Linked DNA regions of Homo sapiens: region 2 is linked to region 1. A link is a loop called in an ENCODE intact Hi-C map of the cell type or tissue named here. Cell type or tissue: MCF 10A. All regions are shown on one strand. Links, peaks and the distances in the headings refer to the core of each region. The heading gives the core; the rest is flanking DNA.

Region 1 (2,920 bases), core at 277-2,776:
GTGGAAACCTCTGATAAACCTATCCAATCTCATGAGACTTATTTACTATCACAAGAATAGCATGGGGAAGACTGGCCCCTGTGATTCAGCTACCTCCCCCTGGGTCCCTCCCACAACATGGAGGAATTCTGGAAAATACAATTCAAGTTGAGATTTGGGTGGGGACACAGCCAAACCATATCATTCTGCCCCTGGCCCCCACAAATCTCATGTCTTCACATTTCAAAACCAATCGTGTCTTCCCAACAGTCCCCCAACATCTTAACTCATTTCAGTATTAACCTAAAATTCCACAGTCCAAAATCTCATCTGAGATAAGCCAAGTCCCTTTTGCCTCTGAGCCTGTAAAATCTAAAGCAAGCTAGTTACTTCCTGGATACAATGAGGGTACAGGCATTGGGCAAATACAGCCATTCCAAATAGGAGAAATTGACCAAAACAAAGGGGTTACAGGGTCCGTGCAAGTCTGAAATCCAGTGGGGCAATCAAATTTTAAAGTTCCAAATGGTCTCCTTTGATTCCAGGTCTCACATCCAGGTCACACTGATGCAAGAGGTGGGTTCCCATGGTCTTAGGCAGCTCCACCCCTGTGGCTTTGCAGGGTACAACCTCCCTCCCAGCTGCTTTCATGGGCTGGTGTTGAGTGTCTGTGGCTTTTCCAGGCACATGGTGCAAGCTGTCAGTGGATCTACTATTCTGGGTTCTGGAGGACGGTGGCCCTCTTCTCACAGTTCCACTAGGTGATGCCCCACTAGGGACTTTGTATGGGGCCTCCGACCCCACATTTCCCTTCCACATTGCCCTAGCAGAGGTTCTCCATGAGGCCCCCACCCCTGCAGCAAACTTTTGCCTGCACATCCAGGCGTTTCCACATACCTTCTGAAATCTAGTCAGGAGAAAAATGAGGAAGAAGCAAAAGCAGAAACCCCTGATAAACCCATCAGATCTCGTGAGACTTACTCACTATCACAAGAATAGCACAGGGAAGACTGGCCCCCATGATTAATTACACCCCCCTGTCCTTCCCACAACACAGGGGAATTCTGGGAGATACAATTCAAGTTGAGATTTGGGTGGGGACACAGCCATACAACGTCAAGGCATGAGCCACTGCACCCAGCCAAATTTTATGTTAAATAGATTTTACCTCAGTAAAAAATACCTAATGGATGTGCACATAATGCATAACCAAACTCTACAGCACACAGGATTGATACTTCAAACTCATCTACAGACAAGTCTTAGAGCCACTTAAAGCAACCCCGAGGCATGAATCTACCAAATAGATATATTATTCAGAGTTATCAAGTCACTACTCACAGGATTCTTGAAGTATTTCTTCAGATTGTGAGTTCTCAACTCTTTTGCATGAAAACAACTTGATTTTTAGATAGGCCTTTAGGGAAACATTTATTGCATGAAAGAAGACCTGCTTTGGGTAATTGCAAATGCTACCACTAAATGTAGAAATGTTTATTTAGTGACCAGGAACCATTTCCTCAGCTCTTTCCTTCAAGCCATGGCTCAGGACAGTCAGTACTTCTAAGGGGTTTTCTGTCCTTCCATGATGTTTGGGGGAGGAGACCCAACATGGGGTTTCTGATGGGTAAAAAAAAGACCACAGCAGAGGCACTGGCAGGTGTGATGTGAGCTCAGTGTGCTCTGGGGGCAGACTCTGGGGCAGGAGGCTCTCTCCAGAAGCGCTGAAAAGGCTACAGGAGTGATGCCTCTTCTTATTTCTAGCTGTGAACAGACCTCTAGTGGCAGCTGCTGAAATTAACCTGCTCTCTCCAGAGCCCCCTCTGTGAATGGATGTGATTCTTTTCTCTCAAAGCATTATTGGCTGCAGCCATTCCAAGAGAACAGGACATTTCCAGCAACATTAAACTTCCTGCAGGTCTGGTTTGGCCAAATGTGCTCTTTAAAATTTCGGAGCAAATTTTCTTTATTGCCCCTTTTCTATGTGGGCTGAACCATGGACACTAAAGTTGCCTTGTACTGACAGCCACAAGCCTCCATTTCTACTGGGCACTGGGAAGAAGACCCAAAGGCAGGATCTCTTATGTGAAAGGAGTTTAGAAGTCAGGCACACCTGGTCCCCTTACCAAAGAAAAGAATGCCTATGAATGGTGATATTTGAGCTGGAATCAAGTACAAGCTTCAATGGGCATAATTTCTACTTTGTTATTGGACAGTGGTTCTCAAACTTATGCCAACCAACTCAATGTCAGATCCCTTTCTCCCAGGAGGCTGCCCTTATGACCTTCTCTACAGTCAGATAATCATGCTGTGTTCTGTGTTCATCTTCTATTTTGGCACTTCTTGTATTGGGGTCATTTATTCATTCATTTCATTCATTCATTCAACAAGTATTTATTGACCAACTTTGAGTCAGACACTGTTCTAGGTGCTAGGGACAAAGCAGTGAATATAAAAAGGCAAAGTGTTCAAAGCATTAGCATCTATGGGGAGTCAATATTATATACATACATATATATATAAAATCAGACAATTTGTGGAACACCATAAAATATTGATATATGGAATTTAATATATGTCTGTGAAGAAAAATAAAGTTGGGTAAGTACAAAGGAGTGCAGTGGGTCAATAGGGATTAGTAATTTTTAATAAGGTGATCAGAGAAGGGCTCTCTGGTAAGATGTCATTTGAACAGAGGGCTTGATGGAGTAAAGCATGCAGAAGATATTGGACAAAGGAGGGATATGATGTGAGCCCCTTTTCACAGGATCACTCTGGGTGTTGTGGGGAGAAAAGAGTGAAAGGAGCATGGAGACAGCAGAGGGTTCAGTCAGGAGCCCATTGCTGGAATCCAGGTGGAAACCGTTGTGGCTTCAACCAGGGTAGACACAGCGGATGTGGTAAAAGGTGGATGCATTTTTAAGATGGAGCTTGCAGGATT
Region 2 (2,920 bases), core at 252-2,751, 1.3 Mb after region 1:
GGGAAGAACACTCATTAGTAGCCAGAGGGGCTTTAAAATCTGATCAAGGCAGCCATCCTAGAGATAGTTTGTTCCTTATCTCCAGGTTGGCCACTCCCCCTACTTTCCGTCTACATTTCTCCACACCATGGACTTCTGGACTTCACTCTTGCTTTCTCTAGGGCAGAACTGAGCCCTGGCCCTCTCTAGTCTGGTTTGCGCATGAGCTTAAATATGATATGCCTTCTGCCTTCTATATTCTAGAAACTCTTCGCCTTCTCCTATGTCACCTTCATGCTCACTTTTTAATAAACTCATTTATTTTCATACCTTCTTACATTGAATTTACTTATTCCTGTTCACACTTTTAAAGGTGGAAGACGTTGAATGTGTGTGCCCAGTCTGCCATCTTGAACCAACAGCTAGGTAAAAAAATATCCAACAGGCTCAAGTCAGAGACAAAGAGCAGCTTGGAATGTTAGAAATATTCTTTTAAGGCACTTTCTAAAGTGCCTCAAAAAATGACTCTTTTTTTCATTCTAAAACTTAAAATTTGTACATTTATATAGTATATCTTCTATATAGATTCTGTAAAAATTCTGTATTTTATATATATATATTTTATATGCTACAAACTCTATAAATTTTATTATTTATTTTATTTTTGAGCTGGAGTCTCACTCTGTCACCCAGGCTGGAATGCAGTGGCGCAGTCTTGGCTCACAGCAACCTCTACCTCCCGGGTTCACGGGATTCTTCTGCCTCACTCTCCCGAGTAGCTGGGATTACAGGCACCCGCTACTATGCCCGGCTAATATTTTGTATTTTTCAGTAGAGACAGGGTTTCACCATGTTAGCCACGCTGGTCTCGAACTCCTAACCTCAGGGGATCCTCTCACCTCGGCCTCCCAAAGTGCTGGGATTATAGGCATGAGCCATCAAGCCTGGCCCAAATTTTATAATTTTATATTTACATACATTTATATACATTTATAACTTATATTTTATATAAACTCTATCTAAAATTCTATATATTTTTAAGCAACATGCATTTTTTACAATGACAAAGGAATATTTTTAAAGGGCATTATACAGTTATTAGAACAGTGGTTTAGAACTCTGTCCCATGAAGACCTGAGGTTTGGCAGAGGTGGCTCAAGGACAAAGAAGGAAGATGAGTGAATTAACTCCCAGTGTCCCTGCCCTACTTCAGAAAAAGTTCTGCCACTTTTATCTACTTTCTATACTTGGGGTTCTATGTAAGGTTTCGGCTGGAAAATGAGCACCAGAGCCTAAAAACTGTTTGAAACACCCTCTATTAGAGAATTCATATTTGGCGTATTCCGGGTTTCTGTGATTTATAAATAAGCTTTGTTGTTTATTTAATAAACACTAAAGAGTTGGCTGCTTCTAACAATCAGAATTTATTTTATTAATTCTCTCTGAGAATGTTTGTCCTCGTTGATTGCATCACAGGTTTCTCCTGCCACCTGGTGGCAACATATGTCTATTGCAGGGGCAATTTCTAAATTTATCTGGTATCTGCTGAAGTTGCAAATACAACTCACAAGGCAATGAAGATTTGGAGAGGGCTTTTTTACATCCATTACAAGCTACAAGGCACTTCTACATCAATTATGAATTATGTCATTTGGTCTTCCCACCCTCCCTTTCAGGTGGGTATTCATATTCTCTCCCATTTTCAGGAGAGGAAAAAGTAGCTCAAAAGCTAAGTAACAAAACAAAAAAAGCTGAGTAACTTACCTCAGATGAAGGCCAGAAAATTATGGGACTCAAACTTAGTTGCAATCTTGTAATGGTTATCAGAGACTGATAGCTTTGTGACAATCTAAAGAGGTTTAAATCTGGAGAGATCGTTGGGCTAGAGGTATAAAATTGACAGTCATCAGAACAGAGGTGATATTTGAAGGCATAGACTGATCAAAACTTGAAGCCATGGGAAATGGCACAAATGGGTGTCAAACCAAGGTGTTGTGAGCTGGTGGCAGCAGATGAGAGGAAGATAAGTGTTTGGTTTACCAGGAAGCTCACATGTGGCCATCTAAAATTGCAATCTGAAGAATGGAAATCTTTGTCCATTGCATGAAAATACATAGTTCAAAGAAGAAGGAAGAAAAGTAGACATAACAGCTCCATCCACACAGTGCAGATCAAACCTGAAATTCAGTGCCCTACTTGTTATGGGAAGCAGATGTGAAAGCAAAAAAATAACAAAGCGTGAATATCCACAGCTTCTTTCCCTGCTTACCCCTTACTCCCAAAAGGATTCTTTCTTGCCAAATTATCCAACTGTCCCTAAACATTTTTTGTGAGTAGTGGGGTAATTAATAAGGAAGATAATACGAGATGAGGAAGAAGATGTCAGAATTTAAAACAGAAAGGGAAAGAACTAAGGATGCAAGGAGAAGAATGTGTGCAGAAAAAGGAAAGTGGGACAGACATGAAGAGAGCCCTTACAGGCTGGGTTTAGAAAAGAGTATTTTGGAGTTTATAGTAGGAGAGAAATGAGGCTTTGGTATTGCAGCCTTGTACAGAAGATGGGTGGATGGAGAGACAGCAAACAGAACTGGGCCCAGCCTCAGGTAGGTCATCAGGCAGAGAAGAGCAGATCATAGAAGCAAGAGATTGGAGCCTGGAGCAAGTCTCAAATCAAGGCAGATGACAAGAGGTGCAAAAAAGGGCCATAAGGCAAAACTCCTGAGAAAAAGCCCAAGACCAGCTTGATTCTGGGGCAAAATCTGTGCCATCCATGATTTACCTGCAGAAACAGAAACCAGACCCTCAGATGGATGGGTCCCTGCCCAAAGATGCCTGAGAAATAGGTCCCCATCCCACTGGATAAAGGAGAGAAGGGAGAGGCTGAATAAAGCTTCCAACACATTCAGGTGCAATTGACAAAACTCTGTCCAGGGCTAAAGGC

The links. Hi-C counts contacts between places; a loop is a spot of excess contacts. Peaks named below come from ENCODE experiments on the same cell type or tissue, not always from the same donor. Only the 100,000 strongest peaks of a DNase experiment are listed, where the experiment ranks them.
Region 2: it touches region 1 in a loop (6-fold over the local background); 2 of 110 quality-filtered maps call a loop at or near these places.

What each region holds. Positions count from the first base shown.
Region 1 is chr9:107,157,346-107,160,265 of GRCh38, reverse strand. No RefSeq gene overlaps it. Among named protein-coding and RNA genes, the nearest start is that of RAD23B, 120 kb to the left of the region's middle. In MCF 10A, for the core only: CTCF peaks have their summits at 1,515 and 1,753 (motif pointing left); no DNase peak of the experiment used is centred there.
Region 2 is chr9:105,840,782-105,843,701 of GRCh38, reverse strand. No RefSeq gene overlaps it. Among named protein-coding and RNA genes, the nearest start is that of TMEM38B, 150 kb to the right of the region's middle. In MCF 10A, for the core only: a CTCF peak has its summit at 1,473 (motif pointing left); no DNase peak of the experiment used is centred there.